Linked DNA regions of Homo sapiens: region 2 is linked to region 1. Evidence: chromatin loops called from intact Hi-C (ENCODE). Cell type or tissue: HepG2. All regions are shown on one strand. Each heading gives the region's core, and the rest is flanking DNA. Links, peaks and the distances in the headings are about the cores only. Region 1 overlaps LOC107987435 (a long non-coding RNA gene). Region 2 overlaps PRH1-PRR4 (PRH1-PRR4 readthrough).

Region 1 (16,779 bases), core at 4,988-12,987:
TTTTCTATAAAATAAGGAGTGTTATAATACTTTTTTTTTTTTTTGAGATGGAGTTCCGCTCTTGTTGCCCAGGCTGGAGTGCAATGGCACTCTCTTTGCTCACTGCAACCTCCACCTCCCAGGTTCAAGCAATTCTCCTGCCTCAGCCTCCCAAGTAGCTGGGATTACAGGTTCCTACGACCACATCTGGCTAATTTTTTTTGTATTTTTAGTAGAGATGGGGTTTCACTATGTTGGTCAGGCTGGTCTCGAATTCCTGATCTCAGGTGATCCACGCACCTGGGCCTCCCAAAGTCCTGGGATTAAAGGCGTGAACCACCCCGTGCCCGGCCTGATTGTTAGAACACATTAATTACATTACCCATAAAATAATTTAATGACTTAAATTAATCAGTATTGTAAATCACTTAGAACAGTGCCTGGCAATGCTATTTATTATTATTGTTGTTGTTATTATTCTACCATGAGAGTTGAGGATGAAGATTACTGTGCTAAGTGGAAACATTTGACTAGAAATTAAAAAAAATCAAACAATACTCTTACCCTGGGCCATGAGAGTCTTCTCTGGGTCAATTTATATAAATTAAAACATTAGTTATTCCAATAAAAAATTTCTAGTTCATTTCTACATGTACATTTTATATTTCATTGGTATTAAACTATTTGGTCTATAGGGTCAGGATGATGGAGGAAATTCAGAGATATTTTGTCTAATACCAAACCTGGAATTTTCAGTGCACGGGAGAGTTAAATAAACACATAAAGGCTTAAAAATTACGGTTGTTGAAACTGAAGCCAGTTTTTCAAACTATGGTTCTTAGTGCCAGCAGTTTCTCTTAGTTTCTCTTCTATAGCTGATTATACCAGAGGCAGGAGCTATGTTGTGACATTGTACCTCCACTGTTATTTAGGATTATATAGTGAGAAAACTGAAGCCTGCAATCACAAAATCTGTAGCGCATTGAATTCAAAAAATAGAAAATAGGAATAGAGAGACTTCTGTTGTCTTCGGAGTATATTTTGTCAGTTATACTCGCACTGTCTGGTTATACTTGCATTGACTCCTTTTAGGAAAAGGAGGTGAAAATCAGAATCCTAGCCATATGGATTTTAGACTGAGGAAGTATTATAGCAAACATTTAGTTCAGTCATGTTTAAACAACTTTTTGGTAATTTTTTAGTCCCGATATAATTTCAGAAGTACAGAAAAGTTACAACAATAGTAAGAATAACTACTCTTAGCCTGTACCCAGGTTCACTAATTGTTAAGTTTGCCCCATTTGCCATCTCATTTGTGTTCTCTCTCCCGCTCACACACACACACACACACATATACACATATATATTTTTCAAAGCATTTGGGAGTAAGTTGCAACACGATGCTCCTTTACTCCTAAATACTTGGATGTGTATATTTTGGAACAAAGACATTCTCTTATATCGTCACATGCCATGATCAAAAGCAATAGGTTTAGGTTTAACACAGGACCCACTCATTATCTAATCCACAGTCAAATGTAAATTTAGTTAATTGTCCTGATAATGCCCTTTATAGACAAATTATTTTTCCTGGTCCAGGATCCAATCTGGAGTCATGCCATGCATTTATTTGTCATGCTTCTGTGGTTTTCTTTAATCTGGATCAGTTTCTCAGCCGTCCTGTCTCTTTCATAACCTTGACATTTTTGAAGGATATGCCAGTTGTTATTTAGAGCATCTCCTGATTTTGTGTATCCCTGAGATTTCCACATGATTAGATTTAGGTTTTTCTTTTCTTTTCTTTTCTTTTTTTTGAAAAACACCACAAGAGTGATACTGTTTCTTTTTCAGTGAATCAGTATCAGAAGGTAGATGATACTGGTTTGTCTCAATATTGGTGATGTTAGCTTTGATCTCTTGGTTAATGTGGAGTTTGTCAGGTTTCTCTGCTTTAAAATTACTATTTCCGTGTTTATAATTAAAAGTAATTTGTAGGGAAAAACTTTGAGACTATGCAAATACTCTGCTTAGCATTAAAATTTCACCTATTAATTTTAGCATCCATTGATGATTCTTGTTTAAGCAAATTATTAATTACTATGATAGTTGTAAGAAACAGTTATTTTTTAACTGTATCATTTCTTCAACATTCAATAATTGGCTTTATAAAGTAGATTTCCTTTAATCATTTATTCCAGTTTGCATTTTTAGCTTCATATTTTATTTGGAGAAAATTAATTCTATAATTATTAGAATTCTATGTAATTATGGAATTCTATAGTTCATTGGTATTATGACATATTCATACTATTAATGTTCAAATTATCCTGCATTTGGCCAATGGGAGAGCTTCAAGCTGGCTCCTGAGTCTTTTTTTTTTTTTTTTTATAGTATATCCTTATTTTGCATCCCAAAAAAGAATCAAGAATTAGCTTGTGCTTTTACTGCCATAGGCCTGAAATCAGCTATTTTTCCAGGGATCCCTAGATCCTTTGGGATCTATTTAGAGTGCAGAATGCTATTTCGAAAACAGTATCTGGGAGGTAAAGGTGCTCATTATTAACTGTGATATTCTTTCTTTTAGGCAGACAGAGCTAGGAAACACATAAAATATATATATATATATATATATTTTTTTTTTTTCCTTCTCTATTAAAAACTGAATTCATACTGATAACTTCATGATATGGTCTGGCTCATCTTGAGCCAAACCCACCCAAATCTCATCTTGAATTTTAGTTCCCATAATCCTCATAAGTCTTGGGAGGGAACTGATGGGAAGTAATTGACTCATGGGGGCAGTTCCCCCCATGCAAATCTTGTGATAGTGAGTAAGTTCTCATGAGATCTGAAGTTCTCATGAGATCCATGTGAAGAAGGAAGTGTTTGCTTCCCCTCCCACCACGATTGTAAGTTTTCTGAGGTCTCCCAGTCCTGCAGAACTGTGCGTCAATTAAACCTCTCTCCTTTATAGTTTACCCAGTCTTGGGCAGTTCTTTATAGCAGTGTGAGAACAGACTAATATTCTTCAATTCCAATTCAAGACCACATGCTACTCTTGCCCTTTCTACATTTACAGTTCCCTTCAAGAAACTTGGCTTCCATTATGCTTAATATATTTACAGTCATCCCTCAGTGTCCACAGTGGATTGGTTCCATGACCCCTGTGGATACCAAAATCCTCAGATGTTCAATTAGGTTTGGCAGATGTGAGGATGTGATACTGTGAAATATGCATTTGGTCTTCCTCCCCAGTTTCCTAACATACAACTCCTAAAATCCTTGTACTCTCCAAAGTGCTTGCTTTTTTTTATACTTATATTGACTGATAACTTCAGAGTGAGGCTGGTCACCAGAATGACCAAAGACAATATTAGAGGGTTGAGACCTTCAGCCCCATCCCCCAACCTCCAGGGAGGGGAGAAGGGCTGAAGGTCAAGTTGATCACCAATGGCCAATGGTTTAATCAATCATGCCTATGTAACCTCCACAAAAACACAAGAAGACAGGCTTGGAGAGCTGCCAGGAGGGCAGTATGCACAGGGAGGGCGTGGAAGCTTCAGGCTCCTTCCCCCATTAATGCATCTCTTCAACTGTATCCTTAGTAATATCCTTTATAATAAACTGGTGAAGGTTAAAAAAGAAAAACAAACCCACAGAAATGCATGGCTGACTGTATACATTTGTCCCACCTTAGAATATCAAAAAGTAGTTTTAGAATTGCTAATCCATATCACTGGAGGGTAGGGGATAACATTAACTAGAGCTTAATATTTATTTAGTATTTTTTTTTTGTCTTTAGACTTGGGGAGTATAGTCCAAGTACTATGTTGCAAGATAAGTCAGTTACTTTTTTCTTTCAGTTTGGTTATGCTATTCATTTGCAATATTTAAGTTTATTTGTTTTTTTTTTGTTTTAAAATTCTACTTTATTTCATGTTACCATCCTTGTTGATTTTAGGCACTTTTGAGTACATGAAACATTAACATGGTACCCCCAAATCAAAACTATGTAAAATCGTGTACTCTCCCAATCCTCAATCCCTTAAATTCCATTCCCACCCACTTCCTGTAGGTAACCAATCTTATTAATATCTATTTTAGCTCTCCTGTATTTCTTTTTCCTTTCTTTTCCTTTTTTCTTTTTTTGACAGAATCTTACTCTGTTGCCCAGGCTGGAATGTGGTGGTATACTCTTGGCTCACTGCAACCTCTGCTTCCTGGGTTGAAGTGATTCTTCTGCCTCAGACTCCTGAGTAGCTGGGACTACAGGCACACAGCATCACACCTGGCTAATTTTTGTATTTTTAGTAGAGATGGGGTTTTACCATATTGGCCAGGCTGATCTAGATCTCCTGACCTTGTGATCTGCCAGCCTTGGCCTCCCAAAGTGCTGGAATTACAGGAGTGAGCTACCATGCCTGACCAGCTCTCATGTATTTCTTTATGCAAAAATAAGCATATTTATGGATATATTCTTATGTCCCTTCTTTTTTTTTTTTTTTACAAAAATGGTGGCGTATATGCATTTCCCCTTTGCTTTTTCTACTTTACAATGTACCCTAGAGAACGTTCCACATCAGTTCATAGAGATCATCCTCATTCTTTTTTATAGCTGCTTAGTACTTCCTTACGTAGACATACCATAGTTAATTTAACCACTCTCCTATGTATGGGCAATTAGGTTGTTTCCAATATTTTGTGAGTACAAACAATGCTGTAATGAGTAAGTTTGTCCATGCTTATTTCTTTGTTAGTGGTACATGTTTAGAATAAATTCCTAGATGAAGAAATGCTGGATCAAAAATAAACACACATGCAGTTTTGTTAAATATTACTCATTTTCCTTCTGTTAAATAAAATGTATGGTAGGTCATTGTTTTGGGTTGAATTCCTGCACTAGCCCCCAACAGGACAAACCAAAATGGAGTCACTCTTGACAAGAGCCATGTAGTCAAACTGAAACTTTAAAAAACAGGAAAATCTCCCATCAGGCCAAATTTTCCAAAAAAAAAAAATCCCCAAAAAAACAAAAAACAGGAGATTCACAGTAACCAGTTAAAAAGGTCCCAGTAAACCTAGGCTGGCATGATATGAAAGTACCCCTTGTTTTAACCCTTTCAAGGAAAGTAACCCTAAGTTAACCAATCCACTTTGTTGTATTATGCTATTTCCTTGTTTCTGCTCAAACTCCCTTACACATATTAATCGTTCTGCTATGCCCATGGAGCATTTTTCTGTTTTATAGATGGAATGCAGCCCAATTCATAATTGATAATAAAAGCCAATTAAATCTTTGAAATCAGTTTGTTGAAATTTTGTTTTTTAACATCTCTAAAAGCATTATACTGATTTGCAAACACCAGCAATGAATGTTTTTATTTCTTATTTCACTAACAAAATAGGTTGACAAGCTTTTAGAACTTTTTGCCAACGTGACAAATGAGGCACAGTTTTAATTTGCTTTTCTCTTATAAGTGAATTCAAATGTCTTTTTATATGGTTAAGGGCCATCTAGCCTGTTTATAATGACCTAGAAGAATAATATCTTCTTTGTCCTCCACAGAGGAAGATTCTCAGTGCCTATCCATAAAGTTTTGGTTTTTCACATGCCACTTTCATCTCTATTTATTAATTGGCACTTAGCCTACTTAATGGGTTGAGGTAAACATTTGCTGGGGCTTTTTGGAAACAGAAGCATGAGACTTTGGCAAAGATCCTGAAATCATTCATTCTGAAAAACCATCATATTAAAATGAAAATTTTGTCATGGTTTCCAACTTAATGCACAAAGTTATTGTTGTATTTTGTTACTGGGATGCCTAATGTGTTGATTAAGAAATGTCAATCTTACTGGACCAGCTACATCAGAATAAAGATTGGGGGTATCTTAAACAAAATAAAATTCTTAAGCCCTAACTGTAGAGATTCTGATTTATGAGATCATAGTTTAGACCCTATAATCTGTATTTTTAGCAAGTTCCTCAGTGATTCAACCAGTAGCAATGTTTGGATGTTTGGAAATCATTGCAACACTTGGAGGTAAACTACTTAGCAATTAGCAAATGGAATCAGTGATTCTGCCTAGTTATATCCCAAAGAGATGAACTTATGTAATCCAGAATTCTATATGATATTATGATATGATATTTCCTCCTTTTATATCCCCTGGCAACCACCATTCTACTTTCTGTCTCTACAAATTTGACTATTGTAAGTGCCTCATATAAGTGGCATCATATTTGTGCCTGGCTTATTTCTCTTAGTGTAATGTCCTCAAGGTCCATCTGTGTTGTAGCATGTGTCAGAATGTTCTTCCTTTTTAAGACTGGGTATATTCCATTCCATGTTTATACCACATTTTGTGTATATATTCATTTGTCAATGGACACTTGGGTTGTTTCTGCCTTTTGGTATTGTGAATAATGCTGCTATGAACATGGGTGTGCAAATATCTAAGTCCTTGTTTTCATTTCTTTTGAGTATATATCTAGAAGTAGAATTACTAGATTGTATGGGAATTCTGTGTTTCAGTTTTGGAGAACCCATCACACCATTTTCCACAACAGCTGCACCATTTGCTGTTTACATTCCCACAAACAATGTACAAAGGTTCCAATTTGTCTCCATGCTTGCCAATACTCCTTCCTTCCTTCTTTCCTTCCTTCCTTCCTTCCTTCCTTCCTTCCTTCCTTCCTTCCTTCCTTCCTTCCCTCTTTCCTTCTGTTGCAGTTTTTCTGCTCCTTAGCTTAGCTAGGTCCAAGTTCTTGTCTCACAACCAGGAAGTAGGCACACAGACACTGGAGAGTGAGTGAAGTAGAAATTATTAAGCAAAAGGAAAGCTCTCAGCAAAGAGGGGATGCTGGGGTGGGGGTTCCCCTACCCGATGGTGGGAAGTCCCCCACGTGGCTGGGTCCAGGGCTTTTTATGGATTCAGAATGGGGAGTGCACGCTGATTGGTTTGTGAGTATGCCAAAATGGTTAAAGCAAGGACACCACTCATAAGTGGGCACAACAGTGTAGAAAACCAATTAGGAAAGGGTAGGTGTATGTAAAACAGGTGAAAGGTGAGGATCAATCAGAGGAAAGTGAACCAAACAGGAAGACAAGTTATCAATCCCATCTGAAATTCAGCTTGTAGCTTGGCTTTCAGGCTTTAAACTGTCTTCTGCTTGGAGGTGGGGTTTCACTGGGTACCCACTCCTATCTGCCTAGGCATTTGGCTGCCTCCTGCCACTCTCACTTATTTCCCCTCTCTCCCTCCCTCCACCCTCCCTCCCTCCCTTCTTTCCTTCTTTCCTTCCTTCCTTCCTTCCTTTCCTTCCTTCTTTTCTCTCTTTTTTCTTTTCTTTTCTCTTCCCTTCTCTTCTTTTTCTTTTCTTTTTTTCTTTCTTTTGATAAAGCCATCCTAATGGGTATGAAGTGGTATCTTACCGTGGAGTTGCATTTCCTTAATGACTAGTGATGTTGAGCATCTTTTTATGTGTTTATTGGACATTTGTATATCTTCTTGGAGAGTGTCTTTGTTCTTTATGAAGATTATTTTGCCTACTTTGATTATTTTGTGTACCTTGAATGTCCATATAAATTTTAGTTGAGATTTTTCTATTTCTGCAAAAACGTTGTGGGATTTTGAATTTTTAGATTGCTTTAAGTAGTACTGACATTTTAACAATATTAAATCTTCCAGCCCATGAACACAGGACGTCTTTCCAGTAAATTTGTATTGTTTTAAGACAGTAAATATGTAGTAAGTTGTTTCAGCAGCAATAAAAAAACTAACACACTGATCAAATAAGTAAATCCATGTTCCATGTGTTCAGTAGTTTAACTGATTTTTTTAATCATGTAAAGATGAAAAGTGTAAATTATTCACCATTAATGTCTGTGACTTCCCACTCATCTCCCCTTACCATAAGCCCATCCTCCAGTCTTGCTGCTGGGAACTCTTCTGCTGTCATTTATGGAGAGAGCCCACGGATCTCCAGCTATCCTGGCTGGGCCTCAGAGCTGTGAGTGGGGCTACTCAAGGTCATACAGTCCCAACTGAGCCGGCCTAGAGGGGAAGGGCCCAGCCAGCCCACAGAATCAACTGTGAGAACGGTCATACATGCTTGTTGTTTTAAGCCACTGAGTTTTGATGTGGTTTGTTATGCTGTAACTGTTAATTGATACATTCTCTCTTCAAATAGGCTTTTTCCAACTGCCCTAAACAAAAAGTCCTCTGGCCTTTAGAATTAGTACGTCCAGGCATTCTGCTTTGTTTCCTTCAAAGCCCTTATACATATCTGAAAGTTTACTTTTACTTTATTTCTTTGGTTGTTTATTTTATGCATTCATCAAGGAGGATAGAAACTTCACCTTCACAGGGACCTGGTCTGACTTGTGTCTTGTGAGGCCACCAGCAACTGTAACAGATCCCAACACTTTGCTCAGTAAATATTTGTTTAAAAACAGCCTGAATTAATAATATGGCTCTGCCGCTTTTCAAATAGTGTTTATTTAATGAGATAAAACTAGGTTTATAATAAATTACATTTTAAAACCAATTTTCCTCATAATCAATGAAACTCACTCCTAGATCTTTTTTCAATATGTCCAAGCTATTGTTGATGTTCAAGATGCTTGTGATTTGTGCTTTTATTGTGGCTTTATAAATATATTTGCTGGAGTTTAAGAAAAACTGTATCAGAGGTTGCTTCTAAATTATAGGGTTTGTTGTTGTTGTTGTTGCTTTTTTTGTCTGTTTTGTTTTTGTTTTTCATTTTTTTGAGACAGAGTCTTGCTCTGTCACCCAGGCTGGAGCTCAGTGGTGCAACCTCAGCTCAATGCAACCTATGCCTCCTGGATTCAAGAGATTTTTGTGACTCAGCCTCCTGAGTAGCTGGGATTACAGGCATGTGTCAGCACACCCAGCTAATTTTTGTATTTTTTGTAGAGATGGGGTTTCTCCATGTTGGCCAGGCTGGTCTTGAACTCCTGGCCTCAAGTGCTCCTCCTGCTTCGGCCTCCCAAAGTGCTGGGATTACAGGCATGAGCCACCGTACCTGGCTCCAATTATAGTTTTAAACGAGAAATTGTCTTATGGCTTCTTAATACTTGAGGTAGTTTATCTTGTCACTTATTTAGCTTTATAGATTCATCCTTGGAAAGTTTAATTTTCCTAAAATCCTTTTCTGCAACTTAAAAATATTGTCAGTAGGTGGCACTCCTGACCCACAACTTGTTATTCTGAATTGCTACAAGAAGCGATTACCTATTGATTTTTGTTCTCTGCAGTCCTCACAGAGCTTCACACCAGCTGGTCTCTCTGCAGACTCAGCCAAAAACAATCTGCTATGACAGCCTTCTTAGTTTTGTATACTGCTATCTTGTTTCTGAATCCAGCTCTCCAGACCTTGGGTTTGGAGAGTCACTGAGATTGGGACTATATGGATTTCAGTCAGAGGGAAGATCCCTCCAAGGCCCTGAGGCTGGAGGGGCCCTGAATGCTTGGGAAACAGCATGGAGTGCAGTGGGGCAGGGGAGGGGTGGGTGAAGGGGAGAGTGCTTGGTGAGGAGGTCAGATGGGGGCTGAGGTAGAGGGTGGTGGACAGATCATGCTGGATCTTGCAAACAGCAATGAGAGCTTTGGATTTCACTCTGAGTGATACAAGGAACCACTTGGAGGGTTTTGGGCAGGGTGCTGACATGATATGACCTGCATATGAATGGGACCACTCTGTAGGGGCTAGCTCAGCAGCAGGAGGCCAGTAGGGAAGCTTCTACAATAATCTAGGTGAGACATGATGGTGGCTTGGGCCGCCACTATCCCAGCTGGTGATGGCAGTGATGATGGGGGCAGATTTCTCCTTTTGGTGCTGTTCTTGTGATAGAGTTCTCATGAGATCTGGTTGTTTAAAAGTGTGTGGCATCTTCCCCTTCTTTCTCTTCCTCCTGCTCTGGATATGTAAGATGTGCCTGCTGCCCCTTTGCCTTCTGCCATGACTGTAAGTTTCCTGAGGCCTCCCCAGCCATGCTTCCTGTACAGTCTGAGGAACCATAAGGCAATTTAACCTCTTTTCTTTATAAATTATTCAGTCTCAGGAATTTCTTTATAGCAGTGTGAGAGTGGATGAATACAGCATGCCACCATGTCTGGCTAATTTTTAAAATTTGTTATAGATGGGTTCTCACTGTGTTGGCCAGGCTGGTCTTGGACTCCTGGCTCCAAGCAGTCCTCCTGCCTTGGCCTCCCAAAGCACTGGGATCACAGGCATGAGCAACTGCACTTAGTAACACTAGTTTTCTTGATCTTGTTGGATTGGCTTGGTTGGCAAAAATTATTTCCTTTCCCATTATATGATTAACTGTTATGTTTAATTTCCAAAGTTAATATAGTATTACATATTTGTTTTATCATTATGGTAATTTTAAGAGATACCTTTAAAGATTTCCTGGAATTCCATGCATATATATCCATTTCCTGAAACTCTGTATCTCAGTTCCCTTATGTGTAAGATGGAGACAATGATGATACCTATTACTAGGACTATTGTGAGGATTAAATGAAATAAGACATGTAGAGTGATTGAACAGTGTTTTGCTCACAGAGTTCAATAAACGTCAACTCTTGTTTGTATTTTTATTACTGTGAGAGATGTAATGTATCTGAAATTAGCTTAGATCATGCAATTATCTTACAGCAACAATCCTAATGACTACTCTATATACTGCTGTGGCCTTAATGTAGAATGAAAGGTAGAAACAAAATTTTAATAATATGGCAGGTATAAGGTAAATGGGGCATCAGATATTAGGGTGAATAGAGATAAAAGCTGTTTGTCTCAAGCACAAATGATAAAGAAGCATATTGCTTATAAAGGACTTAAAACTGTAATGCAATCAATGAAAAGTTAGTCTACTTTTTATTATTATGACAGATTTGCAAGTCAGTGATAGAATACTTCTCTTATTGAGAGAAGACGGTTCCTATCTCCTTCTCTTTTGTTATGCAACATGTACAGGGCATAGAAGACATCTTTTGCCACCTAAGTTTGCCTACAGCTATTATCGGATATGATCCTCTTTATATGAGACTTTAAACTGTGCCTAATACAGCACATGGTATGGCAGGGGTTCAGTCTATATTTAAAAATTGATGTCTTTTTTCTTGAACCCAGGTAAACATTGAAAAATATTTATCTGCATAACTCACTACATAATAAATATTACACTGCTCCAATTCATAAATCATTTCCAAAGGACTCTTAGTCTGTTGCATATTCCTTACTGATGGTGATAAAAATTATTCAGTTTATTCATTTATATTTCTAACATTAGAAGTTCGATGCATAGTCTTTGTATTAGACTACTGCTAAAGACTCAGTAAATCATCTTGAGACATCTACATCATTTGGAGATGGGGCATGCAAAATTTAGAAAACTACTTGTCTTCAATTTGCATCTTTAGTAAAGAGAAACATATTTTAGTCACAATCTAATGTGGAAATCACAATCTAAGGGCATATTGGAAGATCATATGTAGAACTTGGGTTGAAAACTATGTCGAATTTTAGGGACAGGAGTACTTCCTGATTGAGGATTCAGAGATAAGAGTGATGGGTAGGAGACATTTATGAATACCAAATAACAGATGTATGTATTAACTACAATAAACGATTGGTGAATCGATGTTTGATTATTCAGAACTTACATTGCAAATTCAAGTGGGGCGTTCTTTCTGGAGCTATGACAAAGGCAGTGTAAAGTATCTCTACGACTGTAACCATGGTGGAATTCACAATAAGAATTTCAGGGACTGGCCGGGTGCAGTGGCTCATGCCTGTAATCCCAGCACTTTGGGAGGCTGAGGTGGGAGGAACACTTGAGGTCAGGAGTTTTCGCCAACATGGTGAAAACCCGTCTCTACTAAGAATACAAAAATTAGTGGGCATGGTGGCGCAGGCCTGTAATCCCTGCTATTTGGGACGCTGAGGCAGGAGAATCGTTTGAACCCAGGAGGCAGAGGTTGCTGTGAGCTGAGATTGTGCCACTGCACTCCAGACTAGGTGATAGAGTGAGACTCTGTCTCAAATAAAGAAAAAAAATATTCATGGACTGGATGGATTTAATTGGCAAACTTAATTGACTGGGCTGAGAACCAGATTTGTTTGATGGATTTCATCCTCTCAAGCTTGGCCATATGCAGAACACTTTTGCTCGGGTGTTGCTATTAGATGTACTTATAATGACTATCCAAATATAGATGCCGTTAATCATAACCTAATTAAAATTATAACAATATTTGACATTCTCAGATTAGTTTCAAAGCAGTTAGGTATCTGGTTAGCCTCATATCTCAGTATTTTTTATTTGCTTAAAGTAGCACTTTTCCACCATGCAATTTTCCTCTGGCTGAAGTGGAGGATTAGCAGGGCTGTTTTTACATTCTTAATGATCTTCTTGTTTTTCTACATATCCATCATTTCAATGATTAAGATCAAATTATTTCTGGATCAATGTTGATATAAAATATAACAGAAACTCCTATTGGAAGGTCGGTGTGAATGAAGCCCACCTTCCTGTTGACCAGATGCTCATTAACCTGGAGTTGTCTATTCACTTTACCATTTCTCCTATCTAATGTTCCTTGTTTGTTATCTCCCTAAGGGGAAACACTGTACAGCTGTAGTGATAGGCGACTGGCTCCAGAGACCCAGGACAGAGGCCTATGTGAGAGCCATGAACATTATGATTGCTTTCTTCTTCCACCTTCTCTACAGTTTGGGAACTTCCCTTTCATCCATCAGCTACTTTCTATGCAAGAGGAAAATAGTGGCACTAGGTGCCTACCTATCCATTAAGTCACTCATTTATCCTGATTATGGAAAACAACAAGGTTAGAAAAGCCCTTTAAAGATTGCCGTGTCAATTTAAAAATGCTTCAAAGTAGCAAAAAGAGGAAATCCTTAACTCCATATACAGACTTAAAAACTTTCACCTTATTTGTTTTTGTCTTTGAGCACCAGTGAATTTTCAAAGAATTGTCAGAACTGTATTTCAGATAACCATAGGCAGCTTTTAACCTATGGGCAACAAGCAGAAACAAAGGTTTCCTTTCTCCAGTTAGAAGGTAATAAAGTAGTATTCACAGATTTCTGAAGAGAAACAAGTGTAAATCTTATATGTTCAGCCATTTTATCATTGAAGTGTGAGGGTAAAATCAAGTCATTTATGGACAATGCCATGGCTCAGAAATACTGCGACACTTGCATCTTTCCTGAAAAAAATTGAGCCAAGTCAAGATAAAACAACCAATAAAAGGCACAGCATGGCAAATAAGCAGCAGTGGTGAGTGAGCACTCAAACCAGCAAAACTTTTACTTGTTTAAACAATTTTTGTTTATGTGGTTTTGAATTTTATTTAAAAATATAAGTAAATGAATTATATGACTAATAATGTAAAGAACCATCAGCAGTAGTTTGGAAGTAAATTCTAGATGTTTTCAACAAAATCTAAGAGCTAGGAAGAGCTCTGGGAGAAAATAATTTTATAATAAATGAGGTCCTCTTGGAGCAGGAGTATTATAATCAATCTTGTTAAATTTGCTATGTTTACTGAAAATTATGAATTTAATTCGCTTTATAAACACTTCAATGATAACTACTAGTAGATTAGAAATACGGGTAAGAACTTTTTTTTTTTTAACCACTGGAGTGACAAGAAAAGGCAGTATAAAGTCTTGGTCAGCTCAGCAAAGTCAGGAAAGAAAATAAATCGAAAGCAAAATAAACAAGAAAAGACAAAAATAAAATATCAATCATAAGATCAAATGTACTAATCAGTACTACAAATGGTTTAATTCCATTACATCTCTCCCATAAGTGGTCTGTAGCTGGATTTGTATGAAGAAGTCAAATCCAACGATAAACTATTTATAACAACAAAAAAAAGAGATAGGGATATAAGTATCACATACAAGCACACAAAAATAACAGAAGACTGAAAGTTTTAATATCAGACAAACTAATAAGTAAATGAACAACTGCCATGAACAGTTATATGGATATTTGCAAAATATGTGTCTATATATTAAGGCAAACCATACCAAATATACTCTCCAAATTTGATATAAAAATCCATCTAGTTAGCTGCACATAGTGGCTTATGCCTGTAATCCCAGCACTTTAGGAGGCTGAGGCGGGAGGATTGTTTGAGATCAGGACTTTCAGACCAGTCTAGGCAACATAGCAAGACTCTGTTTCTACAAAACATAGAAGAAAATAGCTGGGCATGGTGGTGCGTACCTAAAATCCTAGGTACTCAGGAGGAGGAGGATTGTTTGAGCCCAGGCAGCTGAGGCTGGACTGAGCCATGGTTGTGCCACTGCACTCCAGCCTTGGTGACAGGGCAAGACCCTATCTCAAAACATCTCACAGATGTTTGTACCCATCTGTGTATTTTAGCTTCTGAAAAATGATGATTCATTTTTAAATAGTTAAATAAAAATATATTTCTCAAAATATATAAAGAAAAGAAAAGGAAATTTAGATAAAAACAGAGAGCCATGGTTCTTTTCTGGGCCATATTACATTCATACACACAGCAAATAAATCACGGAAGAGTGGATATATATAAGAAAATTAGTGACAGTGTCCAGTTGCATTTCAGATGACAACAGCACACAATTATTAGCTTCATTCTTTCACATTGTAGCCATTACAAAACTGTTACGTTTAATTAAAGGACTGAAAACTTTTTAATCTTCTAAATGGCTGTAATGCCACCACTTTGAAGTTTTGTTGTGCTAGTTAAATGGCACAATGTATAAAAATGCCTGGCACTGTGCTTTGCACATGCTGAGTGCTCAATAACAGACGCCAATATTATTTTAAAGAGACCTTGCCCTATCTGAATTTTCCAAATAAGTGCTAATAAAGCTTTTGTTTATCACCTAGGCCCAGAGTAGAATTTTATACTCTTGATTCACAGTAAAACAGAATTTAAATTTCATTTATAATTATCAAAACTTGTTAGGATGAGAAAAAGTAAAGCAGATATTATCCTATATAACTGGAATTTTCTTCTACAGTACCTTGGTATTCATTGAAAATAGTTGGATTTCAATAACAGGTATGAGTTGCCTCAATTTTTAAAAATTAACTAAAATTAACTATATGCAAGTTGTATGACTCACTTAGAAAACCAATGTTTGCTTTCTTAAATATGGCTCCTTGAGCCAATAGTAATTAGATCCCCCTTCCTTATGCCTATGAAATAACAAGAAATAAATCAATGGAGACAATCACTTGCCCTCACACCCTAACACATACCCTTAGAGAGAGACCAGAGAAAAGTTAGTTTGGTTCTCATGAACAGAAGCAGATGGAGGTGGAAGGAGCCATGTTCACTAGATATAACATGATTGATGTTAAAAAAAAAATCAGTAGAATGGAACTCTGATATCTAGCTCTACTATGCTCCCCCAAGAGATGATGAAGATCTGAGTCCAAAGCACCCAAGACCTGGTTCTCATGCAACCATTTAACACTGTGTCAGCTTTAAATTACATCTGTCCCAAGAATGGTCCTCAGACCCAGCAGTAGGGCCAGAGATGAATGGAAACCCACCTACATTGTTGAGGATGATCTTCTTTTCTCAGTCAACCAATTTAAATGCTAATCTCTTTCAGACAGCATCACAGACACACCCAGAAATCACGTTTTAAGTTCAGGGGTACAAACACAGATTTGTTTCATAAGTAAGCTTGTGTTGTGGGGGTTTGTTGTACAGATTATTTTATCACCCAGGAATTAAGCCTAGTACCTAATAGTTATTTTTCTGATCCTCTTCATCCTCCCACCCTCCACCCTCCAAGAGGCTTCAGTGTGTGGTGTTCCCCTCTATGAGTCCACGTGTTCTCATAATTTAGCTCCCACTTATAAGTGAGAACAGGCAGTATTTGGTTTTCAGTTTCTGTATTAGTTTGCTAAAGATAATGGCCTCCAGCTCCATCCGTATCCCTGAAAAGGACATGATCTTATTCTTTTTTATGGCTGCATAGTATTTCATGGTGTATATGTACCACATTTTCCTTACCAGTCTATCATTGATGGGCATTTGGGTTGATTCCATGTCTTTGCTATTATGAACAGTACTGCAATGAACATTTGCATGTATGTGTCTTTATAACAGAATGATTTATATTCCTCTGGGTATATACCCAGTAATGGGATTGCTGGGTCGAATGGTAGTTCTGGCTTTAGATCTTTGAGGAACTGCCACATTTTCTTCCACAATGGCTGAACTACTTTACATTCCCACCAATAGGGTATAAGCACTTCTTTTTCTCCACAACCTCACTGGCATTTGTTATTTTTCGACTTTTTAATAATAGTCATTCTGACTGGTGTGCAATGATATCTCATTGTGGTTTTGATTAATTTTTCTTGAATGATCAGGGATATTGAGCTTCTTTTCATATGCTCATTGGTTGTCATGCATTTTCTTAAGTTAATATATGCACAAATGCAAGTCAATCATTTTATCCAGAGCCAGGCATATAGTAAGAGTTCTAGAAATGATACCTTTTATTATTGTTGTTGTTACTATTGTTTTTTATAATTAGTAAAATACATGGCTGCTATGGTTTGAATATGTCCCCCAAAGTTCATGTGTTAGAAGCTTGATCCCCAGTGTGGAGGTTTTTGGAGGTGGAAACTTTAAGAAGTGTTTAGGTCATGAAGGCACAACCCTCATAAATGGCTTAACACAATTATTGAGTAGTGGGTTTGTTATTACAGGAGCTGATTCCTTAT
Region 2 (16,779 bases), core at 4,395-12,394, 330 kb after region 1:
TGGTGAGAGTTCTGATAGAAAACCATTAGGCATCCACATTACACCCTAATTTAGATCCTTTGGATGCTTTTTGTTTTGTAATCTCGTAACATCTGTAAAGACTATTTATTATTCTTCAGTTAATGTAAAAAGGACACACCAATAGCTGGTATGTTGACCAAAATGTATGAAAATTTCCCTTATGCTGTTCATTAATGAGTAGGATAGGGAAATGGTTGAAAACTGAGTATCTGATGGTAGAATTGAAACAAACTTACCAAATGACACCTTTACATTTGCTTTTTTCCATAGAGAACAAGAGGTAGAAGAATTAAAGATACTCCATCACTGTTGTAGACCTTTGGGGAGACCTAAAATTCAAATGTTTATTCAATTGGTTTTGAGCAATGTCTGCACTGCTTGAATTTGAAATTAAATGTGTCTTGTTTACTTGCATGAAGACACTTTATACATATCTCCCTTATCACTTCTATTCCTCTACTCTGATCTCAGTTCCTTTAAGGATTTGAGCTGGGCCTGAGATATCCCTGACTCAAATGAGACAAAAGCTTAACAGATCCATCCCAAAATTTTGTAAAGCATCAAGGAGGGTAGGGATTAAAATTGCTTATATGTGTTCAAATCACTATTCTACTTGGCTCTGTGGGAAATGGGGAAGGAGTGCTGAAGGATATAGGATGGAGCCACTTGTGATACCGAGGCAAGAAAGGAAGAGACTCCAAGTCTGTAGACTCCCTAGACACTGGGAGGTGCACTTTAAAAAGGTAAACCCTGGAGCAAGAAGTCAAGTGAAAAAGAAAGCCTTTTTGGTGGCCCTAGTCTTTTTTGTTTTTTGGGTGGTTTTCATTGTTGTTTTTTCAGACTTTGACTTGCTCTCTCTCTTAGGCTGGAGTGCAGTGGCGTAATCATGGCTCACAGTAGCCTTGCTCTCCCAGGCTCAATCTATACTCCCAGCTCACCCTCCCAAATAGCTGAGTCTACAGGTGCAAACCACCGAGCCAGGATCCTTTTGTAATTTTTTTATAAAGACTGGGTCTTACTATGTTGCCCAAGCATATCTCAAATTCCTTGTGTCAAGGAATTCTCCCACTTCTGCCCTTGAAAGTAGTTGGATTACAGGCATGAGCCATTTCGCCAGGCCTGTAGTCGTTGATTTTACCTCAGCCGTATTATCCACTTTCTATAAATCCCCAGTCAGAAGACAGCAGGCCTACCCGGGTACTGTAATAGACTCTAATTAAGCAGGTGTTAAACTGTGTTGTTACTGTAGGGAAGAAAGGAAAATGAAGTCCTCAAATTCAATTGAGATTTGAGCAAATGATGCACAAAAGAAAACTAAAAAAGACTTTGTGAATAGGAATTTTTTGGGACCCCTTCAGTGCACACTATGTATGCTATGATGTTAAATATACTTATAGTTTTATCTCGTAAGAGCCATAAAGGATCATCCAGGCAGAAGCTCCAAGTAGAAAAATGTTAGTGGGACAAAATCCCCTGCTATCTGAACCAGTGAGTGGATCTCAATTAAGCAAGAAGGCCTCTACCCTCCAATGTCCAAAACTTCCTTCATTGAACTTATTGTGTACTGTAAACAGAGAAAGTCCTGTGTGTGGGATAAAATAGAAAATTACTCAACATACTTTATAAAATCAGAAACAATCGACCAATTCTCAAGGAGTTAAATAATCAAGAGATGATAACCTTGAAACAATCTGGATATTAAAACGGTGAGATTTTCAATCTCACTGAAGCAGGTGTTACAAACATCCATTATGAGGTCAATGTGTACACTCTCAATTTAAATGGAAAAAAAATTCCCAGCAGAAAAAAGAAACTATATAATATAATGACATAGAAATTTTGATACTGAGATATGTAGTGTAAAAAATTAAATAAAATATTATTTGGTGTGATCACTAACAGAAAGGAAATGATGGAGGAAAGAGTCAGTATTCTTGAGGCTGGATTAATAGAAACTGTATACTCGAACACAGGGTAAAATTTTAAATACTGTTATGAACAAGAAAGGTTATAACAAATAATGTGATAATGATAAAATCTGAGCTTCAGAAGGGAAGAACAATGAGGATGCTATTGAGAGAGAACTCAAAGACATAATGGCTGAAAATTCTCCAAACTTGCAATGGGCATAAACCTACAGATGCAAGAAGATGAGCAACTGCCAACCAGAATATACCCAAGAAAATCCATGCAAGCAACACTGTAGTCAAATTTCTAAAAACTAAAAAAAATGTTTTGAAAGCAGCAAGAAACAAATGACACCATAGCTATAGGGAAAACACAATGTGAGTAACAGTGGTGTTATTACCAGAGAGCAGAATAACCAATAGGATGTAGCTAAAATATTCAAAGTGCTGAAAGAAAAAAAATGTCAACCAGATGTTTATGTCCAATATAACTACTCATCAATAAAGAGAAAATACAGGCATTCTTAGAAGACAGAAAAAAAAATCTAAGAGAATTTCTTTCCAACAGACCTATCTTATAAAATGGTTCTATGAAGGTCACTAATCATAAAGGAAAAAATAGAATAGGATTTTTCTGGAACATCAAGAATGAGCAACAACAACAAGAATGAGCAACAACAACAACAATGACAACAAGCCAAAAACAAAAATTGGAAATACAAAGTAGGTAAACACAAAATATCTTTCTTCTCACGTTTTCTGCATGAGTTTCAAATGGCTCAACTGGCCATTGCTAGCTTTAAAGATGGAAGAGGGCCAAGGAATGTGGCAAGATAATGAGCTTTTCTTCTAGAGACTCCAGGAAGGAACTCAGCCTTGAGACATGGATTTAACGCAGTGAGACCCAGTTCAGATTTCTGAGCTGCAAACCTGGAAGACAATAAATTTATGTCAAAGCAAAAATGACAAAATTTACTGTGGCACTAAATGCACATAGACATATATTTAATATGATTCTGTTACAAACAGTGGGAAAGGGGGAGCAGTTAAAAAGACAGGAAAGCAAGGTTTCCATATTTTACTGAATAGGGTAAAATGTGCACAGCACTAGGCTGTGAAAAGCTATGTATGCATAATGTAACACGGAGCAACCACTAACAATGCTGTACAGAGAGTCACGCAAAAAATTTACAGATCAACTAAAATGGAATCAAAAAACATTTTCAAGGAATCCATAGATCAGGAAAAAGAAAAACAATCAAAAGTAGTATAAATATGAAAAACAAAAATGGCTCAAAAATACCAATAATTACATTAAATGTAAATGGTTATTAAAAGTAGATTTCTGCCATTTCAGTTTCTGACTTACACTATTGCATAGATACTATGCAATACTAATAATACTAATAATGTTTTATACCATTAGCTCTTTTATTCCTATGGTAGCCCTTTAATAATTCCTTGCATTATGTTTACTCTTCAGATGAAAAAACAAAAGCTCAATATGATTGCCTGACATTTTCAGTCATATAGCTGGTAAACATCAGTCTGCTTGCTTAAATGTATTACTGAGTAATTAATTTTTTATAGCTTTGTAAAGGGAATTTCATAGCTGATTTTTCATTCCTGCTGGGTTATTGCTAGTATATAGAAATGCTACTAATTTTTGCATATTGATATTTTATCCTGCAATGTTATTGAATAGTCCTAAATTTTTTTGGTGGAGTTTAGATTTTTCTTTTTTTATGTTAACAATTTTTTTAACTTTTATTCTAAGTTCAGACGTACAACTGTATGTTTGTCACATAGGTAAACTTGTGTCATGGGGGTTTGTCGTACAGATTATTTCATCACCCAGGTATCAAGCCTAGTACCATTAGTTATTTTTCTTGATCCTCTTTCTCCTTCCACCCTCTACCCTCTGAAAGGCCCCAGTGTGTTTTTCCTAATATAAGACTATGTCGTCTGCAAACAGGAACAATTTAACTTCCTCTTTTCCAATTTGGATGGCTTTTATTTTTTTTGCTTGCCTGATTCTTCTCGCTAGGACATGACATAAAGTAAAATGTTGACTGAGTGGTGTCTTATTTCAGTTTTTAGAGAAATGGCTTTCAGTTTTCCCCATTCTGTATGTTAGGTGTGAGTTCGTCACATGTGGTTACATTATATAGAGGTATATTCCTTCTTTGTGTAGTTCGTTGGGAACTTTTATCATAAATGGATGCTAACTTTTATCAAATGCTTTTTCCTACATCTATTCATATGCTTATTTGGTTTTGTCTTTATTCTGTTAATGTGATGTACCACATTTATCGATTCATGTATGCTGAACCATTCTTGCATCCCTGGGATAAATACCACTTGATTATTGCTAATTATCTTTCTGATGTGTTCTTAGATTTGGTTTGCTAACATTTTCTTGAGGATTTTTGTGTCTGTGTTCATCAGAAATACTGACCTCTAATTTTTGTTATAGTTATTGTTGTTGTGTTCGTGTATGTTTTTAGCATTGGGGTATTCCTGGCATTGTAAAATTAGTTAGGAAGTATTCTCTTCTCTGAATTTGTTGGAATTGTTTGATGAGGAATGCTTTTCCTTTTTCCTTATAAGTTTGGTAGAATTCATCAGTGAAACCATCTAGGCCTGGACTTTGCTTTGTTGGGAGATTTCGTTTTTATTACTGATTCTATTTCTTTACTCATTATTAGTCTGTTCAGGTTTACCCTTCTTTCCTGGCTCATTTTGTGTGAGTTGTATATGTCAGGGAATTAATCTTTTTCCATGGTGTTCAATTATAGTGTATACTTGTTCAAAACATACGGTTTCATTAGTGTATTATTGTCCAAAATATACAGTTGTATTTCTATGATATAAGTTGTAATATCTTCTTTTTAGTTTCTGATTTTGTTTCATTCAGTTTTTTCTGTCTATATATATATTTTTATATATGTATAGATACACAATATCTATACTATATATATAGTATAGCATATATATATATACGTGTGTGTGTGTGTATATATATATATACACACACATATATAGTATAGCCTAGCTAGACACTTAGGAATTTTATTTATTGTTTCAATAAACCAACTTTTCATTACATTGAGTTTGGGTTTGTTTTTTTTTAGTTTCTAGTTGTTTGGTTCTGCTCTTATTTTTACTATATTTTTCCTTTCACTAATTTGGGGTTCAGTTTGTTTTTAGTTTTCTAGTTCCCTCAGGTGGATCACTGGGTTGTTTAATTGAAATCTCTCTACTTTTGGATGAAAGAATTTATTCAGAGCATCTCCCCTCTTAGCACTATTTGTGCTGTATGTTGTGTTTACATTGTCATATTTCAAAAACATTTTAATTTTCTTCTAAATTTCTTCATTGAACCAGTGGTTGCTCAGGAGCATGTTGTTTAATTTCCATGTATTCTTACAATTTCCAAAGTTCCTCTTAATATTGATTTTTAGTTTTATCCATTGTGGTATATGAAAATAAAGTATACTGCTTTTTCAAAATGTACTGAGACTTGTTTTGTGGCCTAACATACGGTCTGTATTAGAAAATCTTCCACAGGCTAATAAGAAAAATGGTATGTTTTGCCACTGTTAAATAAAAATGTCTATAATGTATATTGGGTCCCCTTATTCTTAAGATTAAGTCCAATATTTCTTTGTAGATTTTCTGTCTAAATAATCTGTTTAATGCTGAGAGTCAGGTGTTAAAGTTTACACTACTATTGTATTGGAATCTATTTATCCTTTTAGATGTCATAATGATAGCTTTATGTATCTAGGTATACTCTAGTGTTGGGGGAATATATTTAGTTTTGTTATATCCTCATGCTAAATTGATCTTTCTATTCTTAAATAATAACCTTCTTTTTCTCTCATTACTGTTTTTGACATAGAGTCTATTTTATCTGATGTTAATATACCTATTTCGACTTGTTTTTGTTTCTGTTTACATGGGATATTTTCTTCTATCCCTTCATTTTCAGTCTATATGTGTCTTATTAGGTGAAGTCAGTTTCTTGTAAGCAGCATATAGTTAGGATATTTTTTAAAAATTCACTCAGCCAGTCTATGTCTTTCAAGTGGAGAATTTAATCAATTTTCAATCAAGATTATTATTCATATGTGAGAAATTACTTCATTTTGTTATTTGTTTTTGTTTGTTTTACATATACTTTGTTTCTTTTTCTCTCACTTTTTATTATTGTGGTTTAGTATTTTTCTATAATAGTAAAATTTAAATCATTTCAAGTCTTCATTTGTCTGCTGTACTAGGGAGTATTTTAAATTTTTTGTGTTTTCATGACGGTAGATATTGTACTTTTGCTTTCAGGAGCAGAATTCCCTTAAGCATATCTTGTGGGGCAGTCATTGTGGTGATGAATTCTCTGTTTTTGCTTTTCAGGGAAAAACTTTATTGTTACTTCATTTTGAAGTTCGCCTGTGCTGAAGATAGTGCTCTTGGCTGGCAGATTTTTTTTCTTTGAACACTTTAAATATATGATTTTATCTCTCTTTCACAGTTTATACAGTGAAAATCACTGTTAATCTGATGAGGGTTCCATTATCATGACTCGATGCTTTTATCTTACTGTTTTTAGAATTAACGACTTTTGGCTTTTGACAGTTTGACCACTGTATGCCTTGGAGAAGGACTTCTGGGGTTGTGTCAATTTGAGTATCATTGAGGTCCTCTATTTGAATGTCTAAATCTCTTGCTAGACTTGACTTGACAAATTTTCAGCTATTATTTTTTTTTCTTTTTTTATTTTATTTTATTATTATTATACTTTAAGTTTTAGGGTACATGTGCTTAGTTTAAAATTTTTGTCATGCCTCTGCCCATCTCTTCTTCTTGAGTATTCTGGAATACTCAGAATCAAACCTTTGGTAACTACATGGTATGTTATATTGAATACTGGCTTTATTTAGATGATTTATTATATTTTCTATCTGGTTTATTTCAGAAATCTAGTCCTCAAGTGGTGAATTTTTTTCTTCTGCCTTACCTAGTCTATCGTTGAAGCTTTTGAAAATATTTTTTTTTTTTTACTTTATTCATTGAATTCTTTACTACCAAGATATCTGTTTGGTCTTTCTCATGACATCTAGGTATCTGGTGAATTTCTTATTCATATTCTGATTTTTTTCAGATTTTTGTATTGATTATCTTTGCTCTATTATATTTAACTAAGCTTCTATGATATCATATTTATGAATTTTTTAGAAGTTCATAGATTTTATTTTTGTTGCAATCTCCTGCTGAAGAATAATTGTGGTCCTGTAGGGGTGTCATGTTTTCTAGCATCTTCATGTTTATTGAGTCCCTATATTAGTATATGCACGTCTGGAGTAACAGCCTCTTCTTGATTGGCTTTCATAGGGGAACACTATTTTTTCTATAGATATATCTGTAGTGTTGGTTGCATACAGCACTTTAGCTTTGATTCTGGGTGTATACACTAGCATAATATCTGTATGGTTTCTTTGTCTCTAGTCGGGATCAGTGGTCTGTGATTTCCTCAGTTGCTAAGACTGAGGTTGTTAGTAAAAGTTTTTGTGAGGTTTTGATGGGAACAGGGGTACTAGATGGGCCAGTCTGCAACACATGTTAGTGGCAGCAGTGGAATGAGCATGCCGGTCTTTGAGCCTCCAGACAACAAACATTGACACCAATATCCACAGTTTCAGTTGGGTAAATTATTGTACCTCCAGGGAGTTTCCTGTGGTGCTGGAAGTTGCAGTGGTGGGCCTGGTGAGTGAGTGGTTCTTGAGACTTTGTGCAATGTGCCTGGCATGGGTGATAGCAATAGCAGTAGCAAGACAACCCTCAGGCTTCCAGGTTGAATGTGCTGGTGGTAATGGTGATGGCAATGGCCTATGTAGGCCAGTCCTAAGAATCCAAGGTGTCACATGCAGGTACGTACTGGCAATGGTCTTGGCACAGGCTGTGTAGGTTTGTCCTCAGACCCATCAGAGAAGTACATGGGTGCCAGCAGTGCTGGATGGAATGGGATGAACCCAGACCAGCTCCAAAGTGTCGGCAGTGATTATTATTCTTGCAGGTCAGGAAGAGGGAGGAATTTTCTGAAGGGTCAGTGTGGTTTCAGAGATAGCATATGGTTGTCTCAACAAAATAGCTACCCACTAGTTCCAAAGTGTTGCTGTAGAGGCAAGCTGACTTACTACCCCAACAAACAGAATACCAAAAACAAATATAGAGCTTTGAGATCTATGTCAGGAAAAATACATAGCTCAAGTATGAAAATGAGATGGTTCTCAGGGCCAAAGAGAAGTGGAAAATCATCAAGAAGACAGTAGGAGATGGGACTTCCACCTCCATGATGTCCCTCCTTCCTATTCTTCCTGGCACCACACATGCAGAGAATCTCCCCCAATTCATGGATTTTAGAGTGAATAAAGTGAAATTGATGTTCTCAAACAGATTATTTACCACCTTGGATTCCCTGGCAAGAAACTTGTTCTTCCTTAGCCCATGAGATGCATTATGACTCCCTTAGGGAAGATGAATATTCTCTGTCCTCAGGGAGGAATATTCCTGAAGAGAGCAAGAGACAAAATAGGGAGGAGGGAAGATCATCTCCAGTTCTGGACACTGTTCATAACTTGGCCAAAGGAGAAGCCAAATCAGGGTAGATGTTCAATAGCACCATGCTTTAGGAGGTACATTCCTTAGGTCACCAGACCATAACCCCTAGCCAAGTTTCTCATACTTCCAGGGTAATTCCTTTGGGACATTTCCCATTTCGGACAGTTAATACTCCAACCGTTTACTAAAGACAAGGTAAAAGTGAGGTTGAGACACCACCTAGAGTCAAAAGGGAGGCAACAGCCCAGCAGTGAGGATTTGCCAAGCAAATAGACTCAATAACAACAAACACAACCCAGACCTGAAAAACTGGAATTAATTAATAACCCTTCTATGGAAAGACATAGAAGTATACCCACAGGAAACAACAGCAAGCAAAGAGCCATGGCCTTCCCAAAAGGACAAAGGTACCAAACTAGTTACTGACCCCAATGACATGACAGTTGGTTAGCTCTCTGATCAAGAATTCAAAATAACAATTTTAAGGAAATCAGATATCTGCAAGATAGCATAGGAAAGCAATTTATTGATTTATCAGAGAATTTTAACAGAGATTGAAATAATTTTGAAAAATCAAACAGAAATCTGGGGACTGGTAACTAGATTTGCTGAACTGAAAACTCATTAGAGGCTCTCCATACTTTCCCACCTCTCAGCTTGCAGGATCAGTCAGGGTTGGTGCAGGGAAACACATGATTCTTCTGTCTCTTGGCCAGGTCAGTGCTGGGCCTCATCTCAGCTCCTGCCCACTGCTCCAGCAGACAGCCCTGCCACTCCGTATTTTCCCACCTCTCAGCTTGCAGGATCAGTCAGTGTTGGTGCAGGGAAACACATGATTCTTCTGTCTCTAGGCCAGGTTAGAAGGGCAGTCTCCAAGGGACAGGCTTCAGGACTTGGATGGAAACCTAACCTGAACCTAGGGTCGATTTTACTTTATAATGTATGGTTATTCAGAGATAGAGTATGTGAGCCTCCATTTGTCTTCCTGCACTGGGGCCTGAAAATGTTAAATCTGGTCTTTTAGATAATCAATGGCTTTTTTCATTATGGAGAGAATTATCCATAAGTTCTGGGTAATGTATGGCAGTATTTAATTGATAATGTCTTTCCCAATATATACTCTGTTTTCTTTTTCTAAAATTCATGTTGGGTGAATTTTTTAATTGTCTTCACATTATGGACCATATCTTTGCCTTTTTGCCCTACCTCATAGGGGATTTCCTTAACTTTACATTTTATTGAACTTATCAATTTAATTTACAATTGCTCATATTCTTTTGTGTTCTCTGGTCAATCTTCTATTTGATAGCATCCTTTTATGTTTTATGGTTATATCAGAATATATTAATTATAGTCTTGTAAACGTTTCTTCTGCTGTTTATCTTACCTCTTTTCCTTCAGAATTACACTTTGTTCTGATTCTTTGAGTCTCATTTGATGGAGAATTTCTTCAATTGTCTGGTCAACCTTTGATTCAATTCATACTTAAGAGTAGGCACTAAAACGATCAGAAAGCTCTATGCGTGTTGGAAAAGGTCTGGAGAATCATGCATTTCACAGTAGAGGGATTGGATGCCCAGGTAGCTATTTTGTTCAGATCTCCAGTTGCTGCCCCTGACACAGTGATGATCCTTCTGAAGAACCCTTCATTTTCCTGATCTGAGAATGTCATCTTCATTATTGGTGTTGGGAAGATTTAGGGTCTTATTTTAATAGAGAAAGCTGGGCTTTGCAAGTGGTTGTCCTGCTGTAAGTGGCAGAGTTAGAATGAAATCTACAGCTTCTCATTCCCAAGTCTGCACAACACTCCAAAGAAGTGACTGCCCCAACTTACAAATGCAGCCAACCTCAAGGTAAATTTGTACCACTTAGTTTTGTCACTTAAACTATTGCATATACATATTGCACAGTATAAATACATGCAATACTATCAAATTTTATATAAACTCATACATATCCTTTTGCAAAAGTCTAGTTTAAACATTACCAAATCAGGGATAGCTGTCTCCATACACAACTGAAACAAATTTGAGAGATGTAAGATTACCTGTTCTCTCTGCAGGAGGAAAATATAGGCCTCACAAAGATGTTTACATCTTAATTCCCAGAACCTGTGTTTTATGTTAAATTACATGGCGAAGGGCAATTAAGTTTGCTAATAATTTGGCCTAAAAATAGAGAGAGTTTCCTGGATCTAATATCAAGGTAAATGACAGGAAATGGCACATAGAGCTTTCTATCTTATAATGTGCTTTTGTATCTCAATGCCTTTTTCCCCTTTCAGAGCATACATTACTCAAAGACGGAAAATATGTGTGTGCTTTTTTTATTTCTGTGAAGTATGCTGATTGGTATTTTGTTTGGGATTGCATTAAATCTGAAGATCATTTTGATTAGTATGGCCACTTCCACAATATTAATTGTTCCAATCCATAAACATAGAGTATCTTTTCATTTATTTGCATCTTTTTCAATTTCTTTTATCAATGTTTCATAGTTTGCAGTATTAGAGATCTTTTATCTCCTTGGTTAAGTTTATTCCTAAGTATTTTATTCTTTTTTGGTTATTGTAAATGAAATTGTTTTCTGAATTATTTTTCATATAGTTCACCATTAGCATACAGAAATGCTACTAATTTTTGTACATTGATTTTCTATTCTGCAACTTTACCAGATTTATTCTAACAGTTTTTTGTTGAAGTCTTTAGAGTTTTCTATAAATAAGATCATGTCATCCGAAAAGATGAACAATTGACTTCCTTCTATTCAATTTCAATTTGTTTAGTTTCTATCTCTTGCCTAGTATATCTAGCTAATACTTTTAATACTATGTTGAATAGGAGTGATGAAAGTGAACATCCTTATCTTTATCCTAATCTTAGAGGAAATCTTTCACCTTTCCTTATTCTGCATGATGTTACTTGTGGGTTTGTCATATATGGCCTTTTTGTGTTGAGGTACATATCTTGTGTGTCTAATTTCTTGTGAGCTTTTCTTATGCAGGGATATTGAATTTTATAAAATACTTTCTCTGTGTCTATAGAGATGATCATATGGCCTTTGTCCTTCATTTTGTTAATAGGGTGCATCACATTTATTGATTTGTATATGTTGAATAAAACCCACTTGATCATAGTGAATGATCGTTTTCATGTGCTGCTGCGTTCACTTTGCTAAAATCTTGTTGAATTTTTGCATTGATATTCATCAGGGATGTTGGCTTGTGGCTTTTTTATTTGTTGTATCTTTGGTTTTGGAATCAGGGTAATGCTGGCTTTGTAAAATGCGTTTGGAAGTATTACTTCCTCTGCAATATCTGGAATTGTTTCAGGATAATTAGTATCAATTCCTCTTTAAATGTCTGGTAGAATTCAGCAGTAAAGCTATCAATCCTGATTTTTAAAAATTGATACATAATGTTTGTACATATTTATGGGACACATGATATTTTGTTATAAGCATATAGAATGTATAATGATCAAGTTAGGGTATCTGTCATCTTGAGTATTTATCATTTCTATGTTTGGGGAACTGTTCAAGTCCTTTCTTCTAGCTATTTTGAAATATTGTTAAACATAGTCACCCTAATCTGTTATCAAATATTTGAATTTATTCCTTCTAACTGTATGTTTGAACCCATTAATGAACCTCTCTTCATACTTGTCCTCCTGCCTCACAAACACTGGTCCATCTCTTGTAGCCATTATTCTATTCTCTACCTCTGTGTGATCAACATAAGTGAGAACATGCACTGTTTGTTTTTCTGTGCCTGGCTTATTTCCCTTAACATAATGCCCTCCAGTTCCATCCATGTTGCTACAAATTACATGATTTTATTCTTTTTTTATGGCTGAATAGTATTACATTGTGTATATATACCACTGTTTTTTTTTAATCCATTTGTCCACTGACGGACACTTAGGTTGATTCCATATCTTTGCTATGGTGAATAGTGCTGCAGTCAACATTTGAATATAGGTATCCCTTTGATGTCCTCATTTCTGTTTCTTTGGATAAATAGCCAGAAGTGAAATTGCTGGATCATATGGTCATTCCATTTTTAGTTATTTTGAGAAATCTCCATATTGTTTCCATAGTGACTGTACTAATTTACATTCCCACCAACGGTATGTAAGAGTTTTTCCTTGAATCCTCACCAGCATCTGTTTTTTTTTTCTTTTTAATAATACCCATTCTAACTGGAGAAGGATGATATTGTGTTTTTAATTTGCATTTCCCTGATGATGAGTGATGTTGAGCATTTTTTATATACCTACTGGACATTCGTATACTTTTTTTTGAGACATGTCTAAAGTGCAGTTAAAATCCAATGTTTATTTCTTAATTTTCACTCTGGATTATGTGTCTAAGGCTGAGAATGGGGCATTGAAGTCCCTCACTATTATTCTGTTGGAATCTATCTCCCCCTTTATGTCTAATAATATTTGCCTTATATATCTGGGTGCTCCAGTGTTGTTTGAATATTTAGAATTGTATTATCCCTCTTGCTGAATTGATCCCTTTATCTTACATGATGACCTTTTTTGTGTCTTTTTGCTGTTTGCAAATTAAAAATTAAAATCTGTTTTATCTGATACAAGTATAGTACTTCTCACTTTTTGTTTCTATTTGCATAGAATATCATTTTTCATCCCTTCACTTTAAGTCCATGTGTCTTTACAGAGAAATTTACTTTATTATTGGCAGCATATACTTGTGTCACGCTTTTTAAAATCCATTAAGCCAGTCTATATCTTTAAACTGAAAATTTTAGTTCATTTACCATCAAGCTTATTACTACCGGAGGATTTATTCTTGTCATTTTATTAATTGTTTTCTGGTTATTTCATATGTCCTTTTACCTTTCTATATTTTTTATTGTTTATAATTGTCATTTGTTGATTTTATGTAGTGGTAAAATTTGAATCCTTTCTCTTTTTCATTTGTGTATTTGGTTTACCAGTGAGTTTTATACTTGTGTGTGTTTTTGTGATGGACCATATTGTCTTTTTGCTTTAAAGTATAGAATTTCCTTCAGGATTTCTTGTAGGACCAGTGTAGTAGTGATGAATTTCCAGTTTTTCTTGTTTAGGAACGCCATTATTTCTACTTCATTTTTGAAGAATAGCTTTGCTGGAAATAGTATTCTTGGCTGATAAGATTTTTTTTGTTTCAATACTTTGAATATGTCATCTCATTCTCTCCTGGCCTGTAAGGTTTCTTCTGACAAATTCGTTGTTAATCTAATGGAGGTTCCCTTTTATATGACTTATATATCTTTTAAATGGGGAATTTAATTTGTTTACCTCAGGGTTATTATTCACATGTGAGGTTTTGGTTTTTCTATATTGCTCATTGTTTCCTGGTTGTTTTATATGTCCCTTTCTTCCTTTCTTCCTCTCTTATTGTTTATCATTTCTTTTAGTTTTCTGAAATAATAAGGCTTGATTCTCTTTATTCTTTGTGTGTCTTCTCTAACAGTGAGTATTTATGTATTTTCAAAATAGTGATTATCATCTGTTTGCTTCTAGATGTAGAACTCCCTTGAGCACTTGTTGTAAGGTTAGTCTAAAGCTTTTGCTTATCTGTGAAAGATTTTATTTCCTCTTTATTTATGAAGGATAACATTTCTGAGTATAGTATGTATGACTGAAAGTGTTTCTTCCAGAACTTTGAATATTCCATACTATTCTCTCCTAGCCTATAAACTTTCTGTTGATAAATTCTCTTTTGATCTGGTGATAGTTCCCTTACATATGACTGGATGCTTTTCTCTTTTTAATAATTTTTATCTTTGAAGTTTTTTTTTAATTTTAATTTTGCTTTAGTTGCCAGTGCTTGTGAGGTATTACTCAAGAAATCTTTGCCCACTATGGTGTTCTGGAGAGTTTCCCCAAAGTTTTCTTGTTGTAATGTTGTAGTTTTGCCAACGGACCCAGATAGCAGTCTCTTATTGTCTGAGATAATATCTGAAGTTCTTTGTCCTACGTCCAAGATGATTGAGAAGCACAGACACAATGTGAGGTTAAAGCATAAGTTTAACAAACAAAAGAAGAAAGCTCTCTGCCAGCGGAAAGAGGGACCCAAATGGATTGCCCTCTATGAGGCTGGGGTCCAGGGTGTTTATGGACTGGGAAGGGGAAGGAATGCACTTAGTCCATGGGCTGTCTTGGAGAACTTGTGACTCAGCTTGGCCCAGGGCCTTGGCTCTGGACCAATCAGGAGCTGAAACGATGGTTCATAGAGGCCAGGCTCACAGTCCAAACATGTCTGTTTCTATGCCAGTGTCATGCCATTTTGGTTACCATAGTTCTGTAGTATTTAAGACAATTTAAAGTCAGGTAATGTGATTCCTCCAAATTTGTTCTTTTTGCTTAGGACAGCTTTGGCTATTCTGAGTCTTTTGTGGTACCATATGAATTTTAGAATTGTATTTTCTGTTTCTGTGAAGAATGTCATTGATACTTTGATAGGGATTGCATTGAATCTGCAGAGTGCTTTGGGTAGTATGGACATTTTAACAAAACTGATTCTTCCAATCCGTGAACATAGAATGTCTTTCCATTTTAGTGTGTTATCTTCAATTTCTTGCACCAATGTTTTATACTTTTATACTTTTCATCTTTCACTTCTTTGGTTAATTCCTAGGTATTTTATCTTACTTGTAGCTATTGTAAATAAGAATACTTTCTTGATCTTTTTCAGACTGTTCCCTGTGGGCATATAAAAATGTTACTGAATTTTGTATGTTGATTTTGTATCCTGAAATTTTACTGAATGTTTCTATCAGTTCTAATACATTTTTGTGGAGTCTTTATTTTTTTCCAAACATAAAGTTTCATCATCTGCAAACAAAGATAATTTGACTCCTTCCTTTCCATTTTGGATGCTCTCTTTTCTTTTCCCTCCCCTCCCCTCCCCTCCCCTCCCCTCCCCTCCCCTGCCCTCCCCTGCCCTCCCCTCCCCTTCCCTCCCCTTCCCTCCCTTTCCCTTCCCTTCCCTTCCCTTCCCTTCCGTTCTCTTTTCTTTCATCTGATTGCTGTAGTTAGAACTTCCAGTACTATGCTGAATAACAATGATGACAGTGAGCATCCTTGTCATGTTCCAGATCTTAGAGGAAAGCTTTCAGTTTTTCCCCATTCAGTATGATATTAGGTGTGGGTCTGTCATATATGGTTTTAATAATGTTGATGCATTTTCCTTCTATGCCCAGTTTTTGATGATTTTTATCATGATGGAATGTTGAATTTTATCAAATGATTTTCATTATCTATTGCAATGCATATTAGTTTTGTCCTTCCTTCTGTTTATATGATTTATCAACATTCATTGGTTTGCACATGTTGAATTATTCTTGCATCCATGGGATAAATGCCACATAGTAATGATGAATTGTATTTTTAATGGGCTGTTGCATTCTGTTTGCTAGCATTTTGTTGAGAATTTTTGTATCAATGTTCATCCAAAATATTGGCCTGTATTTTTTTTAATGTGTCTTTGTCTAGTTTTCATATTAGGGTAATATTCACCTCACCAAATGAGTTTGAAAGTATTCCTTCCCTTTCTATTTTTCAGAATAGTTTGAGAAGGATCAGTATTAGTTCTTCTTTAGATATTTGGTAAAATTTAGCATTGAAGTCATCAGGTCCTGGTCTTTTGTTTGCTAGGACAGTTTTTATTATGGCTTTGATCTCATCACTTGTTATTTGTCTATTCAGGTTTTTGGATTTCTGTATAGTTCAATCTTGGCAGGTTACATTTGTCTAGGAATTTATCAGTTTCTTCAATTTATTAGCATATAGTTGCTCACAGTAGTCTCTAATAATCCCCTGAATTTCTGTGGTGTAGGTTGTAATATCTCCTTTTTCATCTCTAATTTTATTTATTTGGGTTTTCTCTCTTGTTTTCCTGGTTAGTCTGTCAAAAGGTTTGTCAATTTTGTTCATCTTCTCAAAAAACAAACTTTTTGTTTCATTCTTCTGTTGTATTTTTTAATTTTAATTTCATTTATTTATGCTCTAGTCTTTATTTCTTTTTTCTACTAATTTCGGGTTTGGTTTGCTCTTGCTTTTCTAGTTCTTTAAGATGCATCATTAGATTGTTTATGTGAAGTTTTTTTATTTTTTGATGTAGGCACATATAGCAATAATCTTCCTTCTTAGTACTGCTTTGGGGCTTACGGATAGGCTTATGTGCTTCTCTTCATAGCAGCAAGATCCCTTAGCTCCAGGCA

The links. Hi-C counts contacts between places; a loop is a spot of excess contacts. Peaks named below come from ENCODE experiments on the same cell type or tissue, not always from the same donor. Only the 100,000 strongest peaks of a DNase experiment are listed, where the experiment ranks them.
Region 2: it touches region 1 in a loop (19-fold over the local background); 11 of 110 quality-filtered maps call a loop at or near these places.

What each region holds. Positions count from the first base shown.
Region 1 is chr12:11,192,223-11,209,001 of GRCh38, reverse strand. The region is part of intron 1 of LOC107987435 (a long non-coding RNA gene); the gene reads right to left. It also overlaps the pseudogene LOC100420583. Among named protein-coding and RNA genes, the nearest start is that of TAS2R42, 14 kb to the right of the region's middle. In HepG2, for the core only: a CTCF peak has its summit at 9,196 (motif pointing right); a DNase peak (open chromatin) is centred at 9,201.
Region 2 is chr12:10,859,552-10,876,330 of GRCh38, reverse strand. The region is part of intron 7 of PRH1-PRR4 (PRH1-PRR4 readthrough); the gene reads left to right. Among named protein-coding and RNA genes, the nearest start is that of PRH1, 16 kb to the left of the region's middle. In HepG2, for the core only: a CTCF peak has its summit at 8,762; no DNase peak of the experiment used is centred there.